Linked DNA regions of Mus musculus: regions 2 and 3 are each linked to region 1. A link is a loop called in an ENCODE intact Hi-C map of the cell type or tissue named here. Cell type or tissue: gastrocnemius. All regions are shown on one strand.

Region 1 (8,000 bases):
TGGTGCCACCCACAACGGGCTGAGCCTGCCCTCCCACTTCACTTGGTCAAGACAATCTCTTACAGATATAGCCTCAGACCTATCTGATCTACAATTACTCAACTAAGGTTCCCTCTTCTCAGGGAAATCTGTTGTGTCGAGGTGATAACATAACATTAGCAAGCAGCACAGCAGGCAACCACTCTAAAATTGAGCTATATCCTCATCTCCCCTCCCCACAGGGGGTGGGGAGAGATTAATCCCCAAATGTGGATACTGCATCTTCCTGACAACCACAGTACCAATTCTGCTTTTCTCCCTTCTGCTAGAAACACAGGGGTTCACTCCTATTTGAAAAAGGATGGTGTGTTTGTGTGTCTACATGCATGAGTGTGCATGGGTAGATGTCTTGTGTCTTCTATGGCTCTCTACAACTCTCACTGAACCTGGTCCTCACCGTTTTGGCTAGGTTGACCCACAAGCTCCTGGGACCTGCCTGTTCTGCACCACTTGACACACTCCCGAGTGTTGTGTGTCACCATGTCTAGCTTTTCATGCGGCTGCTAAGGATTCAACCTTCTCCAGATGGGAAGCTTCAGTTGACCAAAGTGATTCAACAGTTCCTCTAATCTGCTGTCCTTGCCGTCCTGGGCCTAACTGAACACTGCTGTGCTGTCCACACCACTGCTTTAAGCATGGCGAGACAGTGGCCAATCCAGGGAAACACTGAGCCAGCATAATGGTTGGCAGGGCATTAGGTAAAGCACCTGTGGCTGCTTTGGGGGCAACAGCATCATGTCCAAATAGAGCTGTAAATAAAAAGCTTAATATCTGCAAATAGGGCCTACATTCATAATTAGAAATGAAGGAGCAGGCATTAGGCAGAGCTAATGTGTTAGCAGACAGGAGTCTGAACTTGAAGCACACAGACTGGAGAACATCGTTCCTTGTTAGTGCTAAGATCTCTTCGAGGAAAGCACTTATCTGGCAAGCCTAATATTTGAGCTGCTGGCCTTAGCAGGCCCTGATGGCCACTGGGGACTCCATGCTCTCCTGCCTGGTGAGACGAGTCAGCTCAGCCTAATTCTGAGACTGAAAACAGGATGGCAGGAAATATTTATTTTTAAGAAACTGTAAAGACTCACTAAAAGTAGGCTATTCATTGATGTGCAATATAGTATTGAGAAGTTGGATAAAATTTAAATCCAGAATTCTGAAGAGTAGGTAGGAGTCTTTATGTTCAAATTCTACCTTAAAGGAAGCGAGGTTGTGCCAGGCAGTGGTGGCCCACACCTTTGATTCCAGCACTCGGGAGGCAGAGGCAGGCAGATCTGAGTTCGAGGCCTGGTCTGAGAGAGAAAGAGAGAGAGAGAGAGAGAGAGAGAGAGAGAGAGAGAGAGAGAGATTGCAAACCCCACTTCAGTAACACTGTTGTTACCCAAAAGGAGGCGAAGCAACAACCCCTGGCTCTGACCCGTTACTAGCCTCTTGTTCTAGTCAGAGTTAAGAGGTGACCTGGTATTATTGGCTGGATAAAACTTTTGCTCCATAATCCTGTGCTAAGTGACTTCCTTGTGCTTTTATAATGGGTCAGGACAGTGGCACAGATGGCCATCGACTCATTTAGTGACGTCGTCTCAAAACCATTGGTGTTCAGCACTAAAAACTAAAATCGGCGCCAGGAATCGAGGCTGATGAGCCTTTCCCGGGATTTTCACTCATATTCATCCCGACCCCAGGCACAGCCCCTTCTCTGCACCCCGCCCGTTTCAGCTGAGACAGGGTCTCCTGTAGAGTGCTCCACAGCGCCCACCCTTGGGAAGGCGGATCTGTGATCTAGTACATGCCAGGAAATGCTTCCTCATCCACAACTCTACGCCCTTGGTTTGCCACTTCCACGCTGTGCTGAACCCTGGGGCTAACTTTCTGACCTTTCCTGGTTTACTGAGCACCAGGGACATACATGTGAACAGCTGCCACTGGTGGCAGGCAGCTACTTAAGAAACAAATTCAAAACCCTGTACCTCAAGTCCAGTCATATTTTAGGTGCTCATTTCAAGTGCCACAGAGCAGATTACAGAGATCTACGGCACTTCAGAGGGGGTGAGAGGTGTAACTTTCCACGTACTCCACACAAAAGGTCACCACTCAGACTAAGCCCGCGCAGCCCCGCTTTCCAACTCCCTACCCTCATAATCCATCTCCTGTCACGGCAATAAAATCTAGCGCTGTGGAGGAAGGATCACTAAACTTACCCTTATTCTCATTCTCTTACAGGTGCAGGCAACTGCGGCAAACCACCAGCTTCGCCAGGCTAAGAGATGACATAAACCCCATGGCGGAGATAGAGACTAGTTAAAGTATTATTAAGCTCTCATCTACTCACCCTGAATATTCCATTAAGTTGGAATGAGGGCACAGCCACCTTTTAGAGGGAAGGGCAAGGGTGACTAAAGAGCAAGAGGCCTGTGTGGTGACACATTCTTGTGGTCCCAGCACTTAGGAGGTAGAGGCAGGATCAAGATTTTTGATGTCAACATGGATTGGTGAAGCCCTATGTCAAAAAACTCAAACACCAAAAATAATGGTGTAGAGGGCTGGAGAGAGGGCTCAGTAGTGAAGAGTGCCGACTGCTCTTCCAGAGGACCTGGGTTCAAATCCCAGGGCCCACATGGTGCCTCACAACTTGTGTACAATGCCAGTTTAAGGTGACCCAAACCCTCTTCTGGCCTCCCTGGATAACAGGGATAGACACGGCACACAAACTTCTTCCTTTTTTTTTTTTTTTTTTCAAGACAGGGTTTCTCTGTGTAGCTCTGGCTGTCCTGGAACTCACTCTGTAGACCAGGCTGTACTCGAACTCAGAAATCCGCCTGCCTCTGCCTCCCGAGTGCCGGTATTAAAGGCGTGTGCCACCACAACTGGTGCACACAAACACTTAAAAAATCTTTTTTTGGGTAAAGCCTACTGAGTGCTGTTCTCCCAAATAAAAAATTACTAAGGTATATTTATAAAGGACTCACTTATCTTTTTCCAGTTCAAGCCAAGAAAGAGGGGAGTGGCCCAGGTTACAATTGCAGATACTCTGGAGGGAGGCAGAAGGCCACAAAGTCAAGGCCTGTCTAAGTTACAGAGTTAGCACAAGGCCACCTTGGGCAATTTTAAATGAAGGTTCTGTTGTTTTGTTCCTTGTTTCTGCTTGGTTTTGAGATGTACTTATTATGTACAGTGGCCTGCCTGCATGTATGCCTGCAGGCCAGAAGAGGGCACCAGATCACATTATAGATGGTCATGAGCCACCATGTGTTTGCTAGGAATTGAACTCAGGACCTCTTGAAAAATACCTAGTGCTCTTAACCTTGGAGGCACCTTAGCCTCATAATCACTGAGGCCTTAGTGAGATCTTGAATCGCAAAGGCAATGTGTGAAGTATAACTCCTGCCTGGCCTTCCCAAGACCCGGGCTCAAGCCCCAGCATGAGGGCCGTGGTCACAGTAGGGCTCCACCCTGCAGTCCTTTCCACTGAAGCGAGTGCACTGCCAGGAGCCGCAGGTGGTGCTGCCACTGAATTCATAAGGTCTCAGGGTGTAGACCAAACTAGCCTGGAGCCTTATGTAGACCAAGCTGGCCTTGAACTTATGACCTTATGCACAACCATAAAAGTTAAGTAAGCCAGGGCCTTTCGTGGTGACACACACCTTTAATCCCAGCACTCGGAAGGCAGGGGCAGGCGGATTTCTGAATTCAAGGCCAGCCTGGTCTACAGAGTGAGTTCCAGGACAGCCAGGGCTACACAGAGAAACCCTGTCTCGAAAAAGCAAAAAAGTTAAGCCAGGGGAAAGTTAATATAATTCAGTGTACTCTTCAAATATGAGCCACTCAGAGCCCAGCTTCCACCTTCCCTTCTTCCATCACAAATCAGGCTTTTTCAGTGCTGGGCACACATGCTAAGTAAGTACTACTGGGCTATATACATCCACCTTTAAAACAAACTGAGATTGATGCCAGACTTGAAGGCTCCTGAGTGTAATCCCAGCACTGCAGAAAACAGAGGCGGCCTGGGCTATGGGGAAGATGCTATCAACAAGCAAGAAAAGGGCCCTGGCAAGATAGCTCAGTTAAGTGCACTGACTGCTCTTCCGGAGGTCCTGAGTTCAACTCCCAGCAACCACATGGTGGTTTATAACCATCTGTAATGGGATCTGGTGTCCTCTTCTGGTGTGTCTGAAGAGTGTGACAGTGTACTCATATAAATAATCTTAAGTTAAGAAAGAAAGAAAGAAAGAAAGAAAGAAAGAAAGAAAGAAAGAAAGGAAGATAGAAAGAAAGAAAGAAAGAAAGACCCACCTGACTTTGGGTAATGAGATGGCTCAGCTGGACAGGTCACTTGCTGACAAGCCAGAATACCTGAGGCTGGTACCCACATGGTAGAAGGAAGGAAAGAAAGGGATTCTACAAGTTGTCCGCTGACCTCCATAGCATCCTCTCCTGTCCATATACATATATGCAAGTAAGAATTTTGAAGAGGGGGACCGAACAGTTGGGTGAGAGAGCAGGAGTCACTGTTTCTCAGCAGGTGGGAGTTCATCTTCTGTTTCATTATACCTTTGTTTTAAACTCTAGGTTGGTGGGTAAATTAGACTATGAATAACTTCTGCACATGCAGACTCTAAAATCAAGTCAACGTGATTTATTTTGGGTGTGTGTGTGTCTGTGGTGAGCTGAGGAGGGCTGGGGGGCTGGGGAGGGGGCTGGGTGGCGGGGATGAAGCCATTTACCTAGTCACAACAGCAAACACTTCCTTGTAATTATACTGTCTTCAGAAACTGGACAGCTGACCCCAAGCTCCCTCCATGAACACTAAAGACTCTCCCCAGAGAAACCTATCAAAAAGTACTATTATTTAACACCCCAAAGCAGACAAATAGGATCTACTGGGTGTACAACACAGTCAACATGCTAGCTGATAAACACATGGTATTACTGAAGCAACGAATCAGAACCATCACAGAGCTCTTCCAGTAGCAAGAGGCACCCACGGCTGACAGGAAGAAAGCCAAGTAGACATTCAATCTTCCAGGTAAGCCGTGGCTGACTCCAACGCTGGAGAATTATCCCGAAATCACCCTCTGACAAATCATACAAATGGTAGCTAGACACATGCTCTTCCTAGAAGAAGCTGCTTCAGTGGTCTGAGAGGTTCTCCTTCAGGTCTGGGGGAGCCACAGTCACAGATGGGTGTACCTCACAATGTTCCTAAAAGGTGTGCCTCGAGCTGGGGGCGCAGCTCAGCGGTAGAGTGCCTGCTTGCCTAGCACACACAAGCTCTGACACAGGAAAGAAAACCCATGTGGTTATTGTAAGTGGTCTCCATTTGAATGCCTTATCTGTTCAGTGACTTAAATCTCTTGGTCAAACAGGCCAATACCTATGAACCGGGAGACTGCCAGAGGTTAAATGACAACTGATCCCCACCCCCTGTAAAGGCCGGCAGGGTTTATTTGTTTGTTTGGTTGGTTGGTTTTTTTTTTTTTTAATTGCATTAGGATTCCTGACTGGGGCCGATACTCTTCCCGGCTCTGGTTTTAGTTTTGCCTTTTAAGGAGCCTTCATTTTCACCATGCCTTACTTTTGCTGGATTTGGACTTTCCTAAGCTATCAAGCTCTACAGCAGGCTAGCCCAGAGGGAGGCTAGATGCTTCATTTGAACCACCGATCCAGATCCAAGACAGAACTGGTGTCCCTCTCAGATTTTTCGAGACATGGTTTCTCTGTGTAGCCCTGGCTGGCCTCGAACTCAGAGATCTGCCTGCCTCTGCCTCTTAAGTGCTGGGATTGAAGGCGCGCACGCCACCACTGCCTGGCTCGCTCTCAGACTGATTTGCTCATGCACCTGGATGCAACCCAGGATGGAGTTGCTTGATTCTATGTCCCACTTTGCTCTCAAATCCCTCAAAAGTCTAAAATTGAAATGTCCTTCCTGTCTTGCCTGGTGTGTGACCTCTGAGGTGCTGTTTTCCCTGGAGGCTTTGTGTGTGGTAGGCAAGCAAGCATTCCACCACTGAGCTATTCTCTACCCAAGGTTCTCACGTTTAAAAAAAAATCATTCCCCTTTCTCTGCCAACCCAAGCTGCTCTTGCAGACCACAGCCCCGAGCCATCCTCCTCTTCTATTTGGGGTGCTAGGTCCCTCCTTTCCCATTTACTGAAGTTCCAAGTGACACACACTGGGCTCCTAAACCAAAGCACACAGAGAAGAAAGCACTCCAGGCCTCCGTTGTTATTTCCCCCTGTTTCATCTAATCTTCCATACGACAGTGTATGTTCCTTGCCAGCTCAAACTATCTTTACATCCACTATTCAAATACATATGCAAATATATTCAACGAGAGCCATTTCTGGCTACCAACTCACCACGTCACCGTCTTTTCTTTGCCTATGGAGAGAGGAGCCCAGGATTGAACCCAGGCTCCTGTGTTCGAGGCAAGCTCTCGACCATGGTGCTATCTCCTTTAGCAACGCTTCCAGCAGAAACAATTTCCAAGCACACACACACACACACACACCAATCCACCTACCTGCTTAAAGTCATTTATGGACATATACCTGTGGGCTGGTCTGAAGGCTCAAAGCCACACTGAAGCTGACAGGCCTCCACAGGAAAAACTAGCCAGAGAGGCTGCTCAGATACACTGAAGACTTAAAAACACGGGGAGTCAAGTCCTGCTTGTTCTGTGACCTTGAGATATGTTACTTCTGTGCCCTAATTTATATGCCCTGTCACTCTGTAGACCAGGCTGGCCTTGAACTCAGAGATCAGACCCCCTTTGCCTCCCACATGCTGGTAGTTATGGCGTGCACCAGTATGAACCACTACTATAAGAAAAACCTGTTCGGGCTGGTGAGATGGCTCAGTGGGTAAGAGCACCCGACTGTTCTTCCGAAGGTCCAGAGTTCAAATCCCAGCAACCACATGGTGGCTCACAACCATCTGTAACAAGATCTGACTCCCTCTTCTGGAGTGTCTGAAGACAGCTACAGTGTACTTACATATAATAAATAAATAAATCTTAAAAAAAAAAAAAAAAAAAAAAAAAAAAAAGAAAAACCTGTTCTCAGTGGGCATCAAGGCTCTCGCCTATAATCCCGGCACTCAGGTGAGCCAGCCAATGGGGGCTCTCCGTAGCCTTTTAGGATCAGATGGTAATTAACTTTTTTTTTTTGAAGTTACCCTCATCTTTAAAAACATACATTTAAATGTTCTAACCAGGACCTACAACTCCTTAACCCAATAAATAAGCAGTTTTTACCCATTAGCTGGAAGGGTGGGACAAGCAGCTTTGGTCTATCCTTGGATGGCTCGTGGTATCATTTCAACAGGGAAAGCCCACCTGTAGCTTTCCCAGACATCTTACTGTGCTGCTAAGAGTCTATTCCGTAATTATCACATAATAGAAAGAGCCTCAACTGTACACAACCACAGAAGTAAAATTTCCAAAGAGCCAAACCAGATGCTGAAAGTTGGCTGTGTGCTCGGGAGAATTCCAGCGTCTTCCCTCAGAGCATATCCCCTAACAAGTTGATTCACCGGGGTCCCCCAGCCTACAGGCTCCAAGAGCCAGCGCTTTACATAATGGGTTTCTCTAATACTCCCCAAGCCTTGCTCATCTCACTGTATTTAAAAATACTGGTCTCATTTTGAAAACAGGCTGTAGCAATGATTTTACAGCAACTTCCTGGAGAGAGAGAGAGAGGAGCCCAGGATTGAACCCAGGCTCCTGTGTTCGAGGCAAGCTCTCGACCATGGTGCTATCTCCTTTAGCAACGCTTCCAGCAGAAACAATTTCCAAGCACACACACACACACACACACACCAATCCACCTACCTGCTTAAAGTCATTTATGGAGCTCTTGTCAAGACTGCCTTGCCAGACACACAATTTAGATAATTTTGATTTCTCCTATCCTCATAGCTTCCCCTAGGGACACACACAGATACATCCCACCCCCAAACAACCCCCC
Region 2 (8,000 bases), 190 kb after region 1:
TTACATCCTATGTCCCTGAAGTGATGCCCACTGTGGGTAAAATGGGTTTCCTTCTATGGATTTGGGGGCTGACTATAATGAAGTCTTTCTGAATTTGACAGCTGCCCTTTAAACGCCCTCCCGTGGTTTCGCTTGAGCTCTTCTGCTCATGTCATGTTCCATGAGGAAGGAGCGTTTCAGAAAGCTCTCGTTCCAAAGAGGATGTGCAGTAATTGCAAATGAGGCTTTAACTCCAGCCAAGCCCACACGGTTGCACTTACCTATAGGCCTCCACGAGAGAGGTAAATGCTTACTGCTTCGATCTGTAGCTGTGGATGTTTGGCTAGGCACATCCTCATCACTCACCGCCTTATCTTACTGTACCCTCTGCTGGGCATCCTTCCCCACGCCCCCTCTTTGCCCAGCTTAACTCCTGCTTCTGCTTCAGCACTTGTTTAAGTATCTTGCATGCAGGGAAGATAATGAAGAGCAGAATAACTCTGAATTCACACCCTGTGTGCCCTCATTTGTAATGGTTATCACATTTATAATTTGCTCCGTGCCATCTAACCGGAACATCTGCTGCTTAGGGGACAGTGGGTTGTTCATGTATTAGTTCACATGGCTAACATAAAGTGGTTCTAAGAGCTGAAAAGTTTTGTTTTGTTATTGTTGTTGTTGTTATTGTTTAACATAATGCTGTTCTGTTCCATAATTGAAAGAAATTCAACTTTTTCAGTTTCATTTTCTCAGCAACCCAAACATCATCATAAAAACACTCAGATCCTAGAAACAGTGAAGGTTAACCATTAACCATCAGTATCACTGTAAGGATGGCCACACATAGGCACACAGAAGGCACCTGATAGCTACCTAGGTACCCGATAGCTTTTATTACAATTACAAAGATATTCACTCTATATCTTTGTCTTTAAGTGATAATTTGGCAAGTCATGAAAGGGGAAAAATTACACTGTGTTGTATATGATTGTAATTTATAGATTTCAAAGTATTGTGATTGTTTACATACAATCTAGATTCTATTTAGAAGCAGTTTAAGGTAAAGTTCAGCTGTGAAGAATAGGTTTTTGCAAGCCACATATGGTTGCTTCATAAATTTCTCATTTGGTGATTGTCCTCTTAAAATAAAATAGCTAGGAGGTGGTGGCACACACCTTTAATCACAGCAGTGGAAGGCAGAGGTAGGCAGATCTTGTGAGTTTGAGGCTAGCCTGTTCTACAGAGTGAGTAACAGGATAGCCAGGGCTATAGGGCAAAGCCCTGTCTTGAAACACAAACCAACCAACCAAACAAACAAAGGAAGGAGATAAAAGATTTACTATTTTCAAAAACAGTTCTTATTTTTTCAGTCACTATTTTCGTTATCAAAATATAGTTGTCAATGCTTTATGAATAGCTTTGCTACAGGTTCTATTTCATTTAGATTTTGTTGTGTTTTTTTTTCTTCTTCTTCTTCTTCTTTCTGAAGAGCTGTCTCAGCCATTAAGAGAATGAACTGCTCTTCCATAAGACCCAAGTTCAATTCCCAGCACCCATGTCAGGCAGCTCACAACTGCCTGTGCATCCAGTTTCAGGGAATCTGATGCATCGAGTTGCTGCAAACCCTTTTGGTCCCTTATCTGTGTGGAACGGGTCTCTTGTCACAGGTGGGCAAGGAGTCGGTGGGAATTGACAGACAGACTGGACACAAGGGAGTGTGGATCTGAATGTAATGTCAGATCGAGCATCAAACTTTTTATACAGAAGAAAATAGGGAAGTTGGGTGACACACAGGCAAGGTACAAAGAGGTTACTGGATTCTTACACAAAACAGAGGAATGCAAACACGGAAGGACTGGCAGGAACCAACTGGGGTAAAACTCAGTGTTAATAACTGGGGTCAAAAACAGCTCCACCTAAGGTCCACTTAATCTTAGAAGTCAGGGGCAAGGGCTTCGTGCCCTTGCCATAGTTCCTACTCTATTGTATAGTCCACCTTCCCTGTAGGCCATTGTAAATACTTGTGTATGGGTGTAACTCAGCTACCTATAGTTCTAAGTATCTACTCTGGTTCCTCTTTAGGTCACAAACTTCCTTCTTCCTAGATAATGGTAAATTTCTGTGTAGGGCAGTGACTTAGCTATCCATGCCCATGGTCGGATCAAGGACTGCCTAGAGTCTAACTTAGCTATGTCAAAATATCAATCCTTAGGAGCACTTGTAATAAAGCAATATTAAGGGAAAGCACACAGATCTGTTTACCAACTAAAGCAAGGACATTGGAGCATTCTTTATACAGGATGTCACGATTCCAGGAGACTAAGTTTCCGTGAACTTTTTGCCTCGGGACAGCACCTAGGTTTTCAGGGCCTGTCGCGCTTTCACTACTGGAGCATCGAGTCTCCATGGACAGCATGTCTGCACTCAAAGGCACACACCACATAGGCACACACTTAGACAAATGGTTAAAAGATGCAAAAAAAATTTTTTTTAAACTCAAAATGAAAAAAAATCAACCTATCTCAATATAGAAAATTAGAAAAATGCAGGTAAGCATTTAAAGAAGGGAAATGTAAATTTCTGTAATTTATGTCATCCATAGGGAGTCCTATAGAGTCTCCCTAAAACTTCATTAACATGCATTGTTTCACAGTGATGGAGTTAAGTCAGACTTTCCTCTTTTGGAGTTGGTTTTTCACTTAATTATCACATATGTGATATGTCAATAAATACTCATTGATTTATGTAATGTGTGTGTGTGTGTGTGTGTGTGTGTGTTTGCCTGTGTGAGTTTCTAGTACAGAGTGTGTGTAGCAGCCTATGCAGGCTCAAAGAGGGCACCAGATTACTCAGAAGTAGAATGGTTCCTAACCACTGAGCCATCCCTCCAGTCCCGAACAGTAGTCATCTTTTATGAAGGGACGATGGCAGCATCACTTGCTCAAGCTATCCTTGTTGGAAGTTTAACATTTTTCACTTAACCCCATTGTTCGTGATGCTGCTGGGCATACGTGGAGCGATACAAAGACTTCACTCAGGCCTTGGGAAGCAGTCATTTATTGGTGTGTAGTAGTTCAGAGCACAGCAGACTGTTATCTAAGCAACCTGCTACTTCTCTTGCATTGTTACTGAGTTCAGGACCCTGTTGGAAGATGGACAGGTGGTAGCAGGACTACACCGGGACAAGAACTTTTGAGAAAAGACATGCACATCTTCTTAATAGTAAATCTACAAACCAGGTCCCATGAACTTACACGGGACTCCATATAACAGATGGCAAAAGTGGAGAATTCTGAAAAGGAAGCCAGGGAGACAAAACAAAGTCCAGAAGCCTGTCCTTCTCATCCTCTGCGCCTACAGTGGCCATCTAGGCTTTGATGACGCATTCCCCCACCTCCCCTTCATTATCTTTCCATCATGTCACAGATGCAGGCCTGGGAAGGCTGACTCAGGGCCTTATGGTCCTGTGATGAGCTAGTAGCTCAGGGGCTGAGCATTTGTGTCTTGGACCACAAACAAGGATGCTTTTCATGTTCTTATAATTCTCCATACTAGTGGAGATAACCGTAATTGTTAAGACTAGAGACTAGGACAGCTAGCAGCAATATGATTCTCCCCAGAGACAGTACAGAGGCACCTGCTAGCCATTCAGCACATGTAGAATGTCTCCAGTAGCAATAAATTCTTCTCTCTACCTCAGGGTGATCTAAGTATGACTGCTTACTGATTAATTTTTCTTGGTAGAGAGCAAGGGAATTTCAAAGGAAAGATGCTACCAATTAGAATACTTTCTTTCTTTCTTTCTTTCTTTCTTTCTTTCTTTCTTTCTTTCTTTCTTTCCTTTCTTTCTTTCTTTCTTTCAAGATATATATATATATATATATATATATATATATTTATTTATTTATTTATTTATTATATGTAAGTACACTGTAGCTGTCTTTAGACACTCCAGAAGAGGGAGTCAGATCTTGTTACGGATGGTTGTGAGCCACCATGTGGTTGCTGGGATTTGAACTCAGGACCTCTAGAAGAGCAGTCAATGCTCTTAACCACTGAGCCTTCTCTCCAACCCCTAGAATACTTTCTTATCTTCTGCTGTGCAAATGGAGGAAAGGAGGTTTGGTTCTTTTGAAGGACCTACTGGTAGACACAGTACATTTGGGGGCAGCATTCACGACAGGGTTTCTCTTTGTATATAGCCATGGCTGTCCTGGAACTTCCTCTGTAGAGCATGCTGGCCTTGAACTCAGAGATCCACCTGTCTCTGCCTCCCAAGTGCTAAGATTAAAGGTGTGTGTCACCACCACCTGCTGACAAGTATATTCTTTTTGTTTGTTTGTTTGTTTGTTTTTGTTTTTGTTTTTTTGGTTTTTCGAGACTGGGTTTTTCTGTAGCCCTGGCTGTCCTGGAACTCACTCTGTAGACCAGGCTGGCCTCGAACTCAGAAATCCGCCTGCCTCTGCCTCCCAAGTGCTGGGATTAAAGGCGTGCGCCACCACGCCCGGCTCGACAAGTATAATCTTTATTGGAAAGTCTACATTCATGAAATCCTTGACTAGAGGTGATGTTAGACTGGGTCACACCTTGTGTGTATCTTACTAGACAGTTAATAAAATTATTAGCACAATGAGTTAAGAAATAAAAAGACATCATTACAATGTATGTTAGTTTGTACAACACTTAGAAAATATCTGAGACAATCAATTTATAAGGAGGAATGGTTATAATTGCTCATGGTTTTGGAAGTTTCTGTTCAAGGCCAGTTGACCCATTCACTTTTTGGCCTGTGGTGGAGGAGCACCACAGGGCATGCAGAATGTGGTTTAGCAAGTGATCACCATATATTGGTCAGGAAACGGAAGAGGCAAGGCCTGGAGTTCCAGAACCCCTATTAAGGGCACCTGTCAATAACCAAAACATTTCCCACCAGCCCTTACCTCTTAAAGCTGCCGCCACCTTCCAATAACACCAGGCCAGAGACCAAGCCTTTAATACGTTGTAGACCAAAGTTATAACACATTGAAAACGTTATGCTTTCATCGTAACCTTAATACACATAACTGCATTTAGAAGCCTTCACTATAATAAGTTCACTGGCAATGGTCTAAAGCCAGTTTTAACCTAACCCACTTCTGTGAGACCTCATTGCTCATTTCCAAACTTGGATTGTGAAATCATCTTCACAATCTTTTACCATATTTTAACACTGGTGAGTTTTTCCAAAACATCTCAGTAAAAAATATTATTTTGTACCATTATAATAATTCACTCTTTCTATTCCTATGCCATTATGTAATTTTAGTGACACGTAACTACAACATGAAGAATTCTGGAGTTGAAAAGACACAGAACTCAACTTGCAGGAGCAGAAGTGTGTGGCTGAGGTGGAGTGGATGTGGCACTCTGGGTGGGTGACTTGAGTGGGAACTCAAGGCTCATTGACGTCTCTCCATAGCTTGTATGCACAGCCTGAGGGGATAATACTCATTTTTGAAAGATAAAACCCACACGGGGCATTATGTTGGTGACTAAGAAGGTTGACACTTGGGAACAGTTCATATTTTGAGTTTGGGGATCAGATAACCATCCTGTAAATCAGTGGTTCTCAAGCTTCCTGACACAGTGACCCTTTAATACAGTTCCTCAGGCTGTGGTGGTCCCCAACCATACCATTATCTCAGTTGCTACTCCATAACTGCAATTTTGCTGCTGTTCTGGACTGTAATGTAAATATGTGATATGCAGGATATCTGATAGGCAACCCTTGTGAAAGGGTTATTCAACCCCCAAAGGGGTTGCCTCCCACGTGTTGGGGGCCACTGCTGCCATGCATGATGCTCATACAGCGCCTCTGCTTTAAATATCCCTCCTCAGGCAGGAATCAACCCTTGGTCTCTGTGATGGTAGCACATTCAGAAGGTTTGCGTCAGAGGCAATGAAACTGGTTAACTTTAGTTGCGCACACATCTTTCTGGAATGGAGGTCAGCTATTTTATCCACAGTGAATGAGACCAACGCATCACCGAACGTGAGGAAACATCTAATTCGGCCACTTTATGCTATGAAATAAGATCTTGGTCTTGGTCAGAGATCTTTGATCGTGTTACAGGAATAGTTCCGGTTATTTTTACCCATTGCTGCACAGATGTATTCATTTGCTTTTACATGCGCTTAAGACTAATGCCTGAACGGACAGGTGTGAGGATAGAAGTTGGCTAAATATAAACTTGTACAAGTTCATGAGTTCAACAAGCAGGCCCCCTAAAAAAACAAAAAAAAAAAAACAAAAAAAACCCTCCCACCCAAGAAGAATCTTCTAGCACAAATGACCGATGCCCTGTGAGTAATCCTTGTTCCTGCTCTACCACATACGGCTGCTTTAGTTTTATTTAAAGGTGATTTTTAAAAAAAGATTTATTTATTTATTTATTATATGTAAATACACTGTAGCTGTTTCAGACACTCCAGAAGAGGGCATCAGATCTCATTACAGATGGTTGTGAGCCACCATGTGGTTGCTGGGATTTGAACTCAGGACCTTCAGAAGAATAGTCAGTGCTCTTAACCGTAAGCCATCTCTTCAGCCCTTGTGGTTTTTTTTTTTTTTTTTTTTAAGCTGGTAAGAGATTAAATAAAACTCACCACCTCTGTAATGCTTCTCTGGTCTGAAGTCTGTTTTCCCCTTTATTAAAAGCTCAACTTCACAACGTTGAGGATTTAAAAGAGAATCTATATTACATTCTTCTTGAGAATTCTTATTTTTCTCGTTAACAAACAAATCCCAAAAAAGCAAACCTCTTGTGAGCTACCTCACAGTAAATCTTGTTATAAATCATGAGCCACCTCAAAGGAAACCAGGGGCCCAATGGAAGGTGATGGATCTGGAGCCGCCCACTTTCATTGATCTCTCTCAGGGTTGTGTGAGCACTCTACTTGGTTACTGTATCGTATTCTGCTACTCAGTTTTCTGGAATGCATTTGAGAAAGGCTTCTGATTTCTGTTGTCCTCTTCTGCCGTATTTCTACCCTTCTTGTGGGAGATGGTTGAAGCAATGGTAGCCCAGACTTGCCTCTAACTGCTATGTAGCCAGGGATATACTTGAACTCCTGACCGAGATTATAAGCTTATAGCACCACAGCTGGCAATTCTTTCCCTTGAGCATCTTAACATCTTCCTATGTGCATTTCCTGTCCTGTTAATATTCTGCACAGTTCTGAGGAACAGCAGCAGCGAGAGGGACAGTCCCTAAGTGATTCCTGAAGTGAAAGGCAAGTATTTATAAGAAAACTCCTTGCTTGTTAGAAACAGATACATACCCAAATTGTCCTAATGCCAGTCTTCTAAGAAGTAAGAAAATTACCTGCTTATTTGTCTGCCCAAGTGTCCTACAGTGCATTGAAGAGGCGTTGATATCCACAGGTGGATTGTAGAGGTTGATTATAGAGAACAGTAGACCAAGCTTGGGTTTCCTTTATTATTCACAAATAATGTCGTTTTTTAAATAGGCTATCTTTGCATAACTAAGAAGAAGTTGATTTACTTAGTTTTTCCTTCTGGGAAAAAATGGAGTAGCAATATTATTTTTACTGTGGTTCTGGTTTCCCACTACCCAGTCTCAAGTAGCCTAGCCTAGCCTCTGTCTCCCTCTATAGCAGGGGGTAAACCTGACTCTTGATCCTCCTCCCTCTTCCTCCCAAGTGCCAAGATGGCAGGCATTCATCGCAACACTGGGCACATTGTAGCTTCTAATTGTTTAAATAAGTTCAACCAGATAAAGGTTGTTGCTGCATTGGCCACGTTAGTAAAATCGTTCTGATGATCATTCCCCATCATTCTCTCATAGAATCATCATTTTTTTTTCTCATAGAACTGACTCACTTACCTAAGCTGACCAAACTTCCTCTTTCACCATGGACCCAAATATGTAATAGCACTACAGCCCCAGTCCAGCACAGGAAACTCAGAACTTTTAACATCAGATAGTACCACTTTCTTGAAACTAAGAGGACTATATCAG
Region 3 (8,000 bases), 480 kb after region 1:
TAAGGTATTGTAAACTGTTGTATGGGATAAAGCTCAGGAAATAATTCCCTTGCCTAATGAGCAAGGGAAGTTAATATCTGTGAAGTATTATATTCTATTAAATTACCCCTTTAATGTTCCTTTTTAAAAATTAGATTGTTTTATGACAAAAATCATGAGATGAGCTATAAATATATACACACATATGTATATATACACACACATTAAAAACTCAGTGAAATAATGTGGGCGAATCTTATGGTATTAGCTTTTTAAGGCCTTTGAAGCCTTCATTTGAGAGTACCTTTGGAGAGAGGCTGGTTATAAGCCAACTCTGGGAAATGCAAGTGCATTACTATGGTCAAGCTCTTAGTGCTATATTTTTGTCAGCTTTCTAATTTACAGGAATGCTTAATGATTAAAATCAGGCCAATTAAATATAGCCTTAATTAATAATACTGTATGGTCAAATAAGGTATCATGTTGATTAAAATGAAAGGTATAAATAACAAGGTAGCAAATTTTATACAACACTGGCATATCCTTTCTGTAAAGGAAAGCGAACATTGTGTTCCTACACACAGAGGACCAGCACCTTGCCTCTTTCCCCCAATATTTTGTCTCTGCCCCTGTCTCTCTTTCCTCCCCTCTCACCCCCCACCCTCTTGTCATGGTAATATATGCTATCTCCTTTTTTAAAGTGCACTACTGTAAAATTTATGTTTGTAAAATGTTGTATATATTTTGTGTTGTATTCATGGGCTCTTGTGGGCAACCAGGCCACTTAGATATGTGAGTAGATCCTGAACTATAGGTAGAATTTGGAAATACAGTCTTTACAAGGATGTCTGGTGATAGGAGGAACTGAACAGAGCCAACCAGGAGTGGAATTTATGTTTAAAAAATGGAGGCTCCAAATTGTTAAGTATACTAAATGCTTAGTGAAAAACAATTGGATTTTATATTTGAGATAAAAATAACAACAGCAACAAAGCGTACAACAGAGAGGAAAAATGAAATTTTAACCTGGACATCTTTAAAGAAGCTTAGATCGCTAGTAGGGATATTCAGTTAAGCATTCTCTCTCCTCTAGGAGATCTGCTTTCCTGTAGGACTGTGATTCCCATTAGCTGTGCAGGCACATGTGTGTGAGCTCACACAAATAAAAATCATTTAAATTAATTACAAAATACCTTTCTCCACAAATTCTGGTAACTGGGTGTGAGTTGGTTGAGAGGATAGAGTTAAGAGAATGGAAGGTGTAGAGGGCAGTTCCTAAGTTCTTAGCAGGCCCAGGGGAGGGCAAGGGATCAGTCCACACGGACACAGGAAACTGGGGGAAGCAAAGGAAAGCAACAGGAGGCAGGTTAGCCAGGGGGTGGGGTCCGGTGTGGAGGCAAGGGTGCTGGAGAGGTGGCTCAGTGGCTAAGGATACTTACTGTGTTTTCCAGAGGACCTAAGTTTGGTTCCCAGCACCCACATGGCAATTTACAACTGCCTGTACATAACTTCAGTTCCACGGGATCTGGTGCTCTCTCTGACTTCTGTGGGCTCCACGCGCATTTGATGTTAAGGCATACATACATACATACATACATACATACATACATACATACATAGGCAAAACATACATTCACATAAAAAATGAAAATAAATCTTTAAAAAAAGAAAAATTAGAACTGGTCATTTTATTACTGTTAAATTGCTTGTTTGTTTGTTTTTCAACAAGGCAGGGGAAGTTTGCAGAGAAGTTTGCATGTAAGCTGAAGGCAGTGAGGAGCCACTGAAGGGCTTCCATGTAATCTGCACAAATGAGAAAGCATAGGGCAGGCCTAGGGAGCGTTTCACAGCAGGCGCGATGGAGCCTCTGCTGTGACACTCCTTTGGCAGGTGAGGCAGGCCGGCTGACAGCAGAGCAGAACCGTGACTGGAAGAGCTGTTGGTTTACTCGAAGCCCTCCTTCTTTACTATTCACCAGATAACTATTTTTGTCAGCCTTTTTTCTCTTTTGCTTCAGTGAGCTGATCTCAAATGTGAGAGCGAAGGGAGACAAGAAAGCATTCTACAGCGTGACAGTTGCCTGTGTAAGGCTTTCTGTCATAGCTGTTGTAGCTGTCAGTGTATACCTCAGCCTTACAGTGTCTCCTCGGACACCAGTAGGGTTGACCAGACTGGCCTAGTCTGTGCCGTTAGCCCCATCTGCTGGATCATTTATGAAATAGTTTGCTCACTGGGTATTTCTGTTGGCTATAATCTATGCTATTATTTGTCCAGAAAAATAGAAGTGGAATTCACTATTCAATTCAAATTCATAATATAAATGTATTTCTGAAGTGAAGTGAAAATTGTGGGGTTATACAGAATTAAGCCTAACTCTTCTCATCCCAGTACTTTTATGCTATTTTATCAGACATCAGAAAAAGTAAGAGCTAATATAAAGGCTTTGTTTGAAAGGAGTATGGGAAGGCTTGTTTAATAAAAATAATTGGAACCACAGGGATTTTAGAATTTTATAATCGTGTCAGGGCTGGTAATTGATCTACTCAATGATTCGCCTATTGCCATGTGTGTGGCTAAGATAAAGATAGGAAAAGAGGTGGACCAGGGGAGCATCCCTGGTAAGCAGTGCTGAGTGAGCGAGGCATGCACAGTAGTACAGTTTGGGAGTGTGTAAGTAGATGTCCAAACACAGGGCACAGCATTGTCCCTTGACATTGTCATGAAGACTTCATCTGGTCTTTAAAGAACTAATAAATTAATGGACTTTGTACATTTAAAATTCTAGAGTCCATGCATTTAAAATCTTATAAAGCAGTAACACTTTGGTGGTTCTTACAGCATTTCTTAGGGGGTACTACTGCTTTCTTGGTTTTAGCAAGCCTGTTGAACCAGAACCTCTATTACACAATTATGGTTGCAGTAGATTTATACAGTAGTTTTTGAAACATGTTTATTTCAGTGCTGAGATCAAACTCAGGGTCTTATGCATGCCAGGCAAGTACTCAACACTAACCTATTACCACCCCCTCCCCCCACACACACCCAGGACAGTACATTTTATTGTTAAAAGAATTTTTTAAAAGTTATCTTGGTGACATCTAGGCCAGTTGCCATGTCACGCATTTTACAAAGGTCTTACATCGGTTTCTTGTGTATTTGGTGGTGCGCATTTGCTCAGCTGCCCTGTACAGTTTCTGCTGCACATGCCACTCTTCTGTGATAAGGACCATTTTATGCAGGGTACTGACTTAATACCGGCTGCCTGAGTAGCAGAGAACAAGTATGTGTTCTGTGCAGTCCTGACTGGCAGAGGTCCTTCCCTGGCTTGCATTACCTGGCTCCTTGTCAGGGGAAATGCGCCTGCAGTAAGAATTGGGGCCTCTCTTAGGTCTGCTGAACGAGTTCTCACTCCCTGCAGATCCTCAGCCTTCGTAGCTGATGGTGTCAGTTCCCTTTCCCTAGGACCATATCCCCAAATGTAACTAACAGGCAGAAACGTAGCCCTTTCCACTACTTCAGATCCTCAAATGTCTGAGCCTTAGAGCAGACAGTAACTATGATAGGAACTGACCCCACGTGTATTAGTCATCTTCCTCATTGTTGTGACAAAACATCTGACAGAAGCTCCTTGAAGAAGGAAGCGTTGTTTGTTTGTTTGTTGTTTACTCACAGTGAGAATACCATGTCTACCATGACTGGAAGCTGTGACAGTAGAGCTCAAGGCCACAGGTCACATGGTATCTGTAGAGACAGACCTGAGTGATCTGCCCTGCCTCCCTTCTGTTCCTTCATTCCAGGACCCCAGACCATGGAGTAGTGCAGTCCACATTTAGGGTGGGTCTCTCTGCCTGAATTATCCTAGTCTAGAAACTCCTTCACAACACAACCAAAGGTTGCTTCCATAGTCATTCAAAGTGTATTAGCATGACAGTGTTCACCACCACACAAGAGACTTAGAGCCGTCAGTAGCTATGATATTGACTTACATCACTTGTACCACTGAGACAGGAAGCTCAGAGGATGGGCCTATAGCTGGTCAGAATACAGAGTTGCATATAAGGCTAAATTTATTGAATGAATGATATTAACAGCTATGAAATATATCCTATAAGAAAACTCTGTCTTGTTTATCAAGGTGTTTACCAGGCCAGGGGACATTGATCCTAGAAAATGTGTGTACATATGTAACATTCAATTTTATTTCTTTTTAAATTGTTTTCTTTCATTTTTCCACTGATCTTTTCTCCAACCATATATGCATTCTCTAGATATATTTCATATAGTTGTTACTTACCTGATAGCCCTTCCTATTATAAGTAGATAAGTACTCAATAAATGGTTTTAGATTATTTCTAGGAAACCTTCAGCATTATCTTTCCTCACTTGCTCCCTTCCTTTTTCCCCATCAACCCTCTCCTGATACAAGATCTCACTAAACAGCTTGGGCTGACTTGTAATGTGCTATGTAGACCAGGCTGACAGCCAACTCACAGAGAGACACATGCCTCTGGCTCAAGAATGCTGGGATTAGAGGTGTAGGCCACCAGGCCCAGCAGCTTTAGCCTCTTAAGATCCTAATTGTGCTGAAAAGGTCCTATTGCCTAGTATCTTTTTCTGATTATTTCTACATTTATCCAAGCTCATGTACATACATATTCATCCTAGTGTTGTACCTGCCTACAGTATTTACTACTTGGATTTACTGTATAAGTTTGTAGCCTGAGGGCATTAGCTATACCAGATAGCCCAGGTATGGTGTAGGCTACAATGTAGGTTTGTATCATTCCCACCAGCGCCTGTCCTCACCATTGACATGTGATTATTTACCATTTCCTATTGTGCTTTTATTAACTGTTGTGCTTATTGAAATTTACTAATTATAATAATTTAAGGAAATCATTTTTTTGTAAGTCTGTAGAAGAGAAGCTCACTCTGGCACAAGAAGACTTGATTTCAAACAGAAATCAAATTGGAAACCAAAATAAATCAATTCAAGAATTGCAAGCCGCCAAAGCTAGTTTGGAGCAGGACTCAGCAAAGAAAGAGGCGCTGCTAAAGGAGCAGAGTAAGGCACTTGAGGATGCTCAGAGAGAAAAGGTACCCCCCCTCTTCCTTACCTCAGACTCGAGAGGATCTGAGACTGTGCAGTCCTTGTAGGTCCTGTGTCTCCTCACTACTGCCTTGCAGTGTCTGTCTGTCCGTCCAGTTTTCTTTCTGCATTTTGTGGTTTTATAAGCATGTTTTTCACACCATAGAACTTTCTGTTATATTCCAAAATGGAATTTCCTTTAATTATAAAAATTGTGTTTTTAGGAGTGGGGATTGTGAAGCCAGGATGGAATTTATGATTTATGGCTCAGATTAATTAAGACAATTCTGACATATGCTATTTAATTAACTGAAAGGATTTTAGCTTGGACACATCTTGTTTTAGTGTCAACTCTATCTCTAGTAGATGACTTAATTTTTAATTTTATTTATTTTTTAGTCATAAACTATAAATTGAAAAGTACTCAAAATAGAGAACCTTCTATAAAAGCAGTCATAGTAATAGAAGTTGTAAAATGAGTTTCTACAGTATTTAATCTCAGTGTTGACGTTATCACGGTAAACAGGAAGGGAAGATGCACAAACCTGCTAGGTAACCTCAGTAGAAGGTGCGAGCAGGGCCAGAAACACCAACGTTTTAGCTCACTAACTTTCAAGAAAGTGGATGCTTTGTATTTATTTATAATTTCTCTACAGTCAGTGAAGGAAAAAGAACTAGTAGCTGAAAAGTCTAAATTGGCAGAGATGGAGGAAATTAAATGTAGACAAGAAAAAGAAATCACAAAACTCAATGAGGAGCTCAAGTCGCACAAACAAGAAAGCATAAAGGTAGGTTAATGCCATAGCGTTCCCTCTCATCTGTTGTAATCCTGTCCTTTACATTTATGTGTATTACATAAGGGAGACTGTGCTAGACAAGTGACTTTATTGTTTTTAACAAATACTCTGGCCGAGTGCTCTTTACTGCATGATATTCATACATATTGAAATCTACTTTTATTCTGATTACTCAATAAAGCAGAGCGGCTGGGTAAGTTTAGATTGAAATAAGTTGTGATTATAAGTAATAATTTACAAGTTGCAAGACTTTAGATTTGATCTCATGGTTTAGCATTTTATCCCTTAGAAACATAGACAGGGTGTTGGCTGCAGAAGCTCTGTAAAGTGTTGTGCAGTTTCATAAGAAAGCTCCGGGGCTTTCTCTGGGGCTCCCCTGATAGCCTTTATATCTATGGGCATACTCACCATTCGCCTCCCTCACAGTTCATCTCGGATTCTTCTGTTCTTCCAGTCTGTGTGTGACTCTGTAAGTCAATATATACTCACAACATAGGACGATGTTTGATGACTAAATGATTACATGTTAAGTGAGCAAACTGGAAGAAAGGTGTAGAGCTAAGTTTTGGAAGCAGTAATTAAAACATAGGCGTTAGAGCATCACCTCAGTGAAGTTATTCGTGAGTAGGAAATAAATAGCTTGCATGTTAAAGAAGTGGTTTGAAATATTGAACTTAAAGACTCCCTTATATCTGCTGGTGTGAAAAGTTATATGAATTTCAGCTGTCATATTGAGTAAAAGTCTTAGTGTGCATTTTGTCTATCACATGCTGTGATAGAACACCATGACCAAAAGCAACCTGGAGAGGAAAGGGTTTGCTTCATTTTGTAATTCTCAAGTCACATCCTATCACTGAGGAAAGTCAAGGCAGGAACTTGAGGCAGGAACCTGGCAGCAAGAGAAGTGCTGTGTAGTGGCTTGCTCAGCCTGCTTTCTTAGAGCACCCAGGACCACTAGGCCAGGGGTGGTACCACAGTCAGATGGGCACACCCGTCAATCAAGAAGGTCCTTCTTAGGGTTCCCACAGGCCACCTGGTGGTAGCATTTTCTCCATTGAGATTCCTTCTTCTCTTGTGTGGAGTTAACAGAAAATTAGCCTGTACATAGGGGTGATTGCTTTCTGGCTTCTTTCAACAGGAAATAACAAATCTCAAGGATGCCAAGCAACTTTTGATTCAACAGAAATTAGAACTTCAAGGCAGAGTGGACTCACTGAAGGCAGCTCTTGAGCAGGAGAAGGAGAGTCAGCAGCTGATGCGAGAGCAGGTGAAGAAGGAGGAAGAGAAGCGGAAGGAAGAGTTTTCTGAGAAGGAAGCGAAGCTGGTCAGTGAATTAACTTAATAGCAGAAAATGTGTTTTAGAGTAGAGCTTTGAATCACTCCAGTAAGATTTTTTTACTGAGAGACTCTGAGTAGAGTGTGTGAAAACTGGCAACAGAAACTTTTGGAATTACAATGACTGAAGCCTGCTTCTCCTTCCCTGCATTGTGTTGACCTCGTAGGAAACATCTGGCTTTTCTTTATTGAACTGACTCCAATCTCACCGAATAGCTTTGCAGCATGTTATAGGCGATATGGAGGTTTGCGTTACAGCTCTGGTGGTTGGAAAGTGTAGGGAGAGGGCCACTGAGGCAGATCAGCTGAGCTGTGCCGACAGGACATCTGATTCCTCCTACCTGCCATGTGCATCTTCCCCAGCACTGGCACAGGGGAATCTCACTTGTGTCACTTTATCTGTTTGCCGAGGACCTTACAGGCCCTCGTTTCTGCATCTCGGCTTTTGAGCAAGCCTATTTAGATCACACATTTGGGTTGCAGAATCAGAATTGTGGTGTTTGAGAAAAAAGTCTCCCACTGCCTTTCCAGAAGAAGCAATATGATTTATAGCTTTGGCATCTTAATTTCAGTGAGTAAAATATTATTTTGTACTACTTGTATAATAGCTTCTCCTTCCCTATTTTTTCTTAGCATTCTGAAATAAAAGAAAAGGAAGCGGGAATGAAGAAACACGAAGAAAACGAGGCTAAGCTTACTATGCAGGTCACAACATTAAATGAAAACTTGGGTACTGTGAAGAAGGAGTGGCAGTCTAGTCAACGGAGAGTCAGTGAGCTTGAGAAGCAAACGGATGACTT

The links. A loop is a pair of places that touch in the nucleus more often than their neighbours do. Peaks named below come from ENCODE experiments on the same cell type or tissue, not always from the same donor. Only the 100,000 strongest peaks of a DNase experiment are listed, where the experiment ranks them.
Region 2: it touches region 1 in a loop (2.9-fold over the local background); 2 of 42 quality-filtered maps call a loop at or near these places.
Region 3: it touches region 1 in a loop (4-fold over the local background); 29 of 42 quality-filtered maps call a loop at or near these places.

What each region holds. Positions count from the first base shown.
Region 1 is chr10:95,554,235-95,562,234 of GRCm38, forward strand. The region is part of intron 1 of Nudt4 (nudix (nucleoside diphosphate linked moiety X)-type motif 4); the gene reads right to left. It overlaps Mir3058 (microRNA 3058), which reads right to left and starts at 5,087; the gene lies at 4,997-5,087. In gastrocnemius, CTCF peaks have their summits at 1,807 and 3,239 (motif pointing right); DNase peaks (open chromatin) are centred at 1,755 and 3,261; H3K4me3 peaks cover 5,078 bases; H3K27ac peaks cover 7,532 bases.
Region 2 is chr10:95,747,742-95,755,741 of GRCm38, forward strand. No RefSeq gene overlaps it. Among named protein-coding and RNA genes, the nearest start is that of 4732465J04Rik, 21 kb to the right of the region's middle. In gastrocnemius, no CTCF peak of the experiment used is centred here; no DNase peak of the experiment used is centred here; H3K27ac peaks cover 1,713 bases.
Region 3 is chr10:96,031,690-96,039,689 of GRCm38, forward strand. Eea1 (early endosome antigen 1) reads left to right here. Exons shown (of 29, transcript NM_001001932.3): 22 at 1-4; 23 at 4,891-5,076; 24 at 5,725-5,856; 25 at 7,004-7,189; 26 at 7,834-8,000. Among named protein-coding and RNA genes, the nearest start is that of Eea1, 95 kb to the left of the region's middle. In gastrocnemius, a CTCF peak has its summit at 2,192 (motif pointing left); DNase peaks (open chromatin) are centred at 1,881, 2,147 and 4,466; H3K27ac peaks cover 755 bases.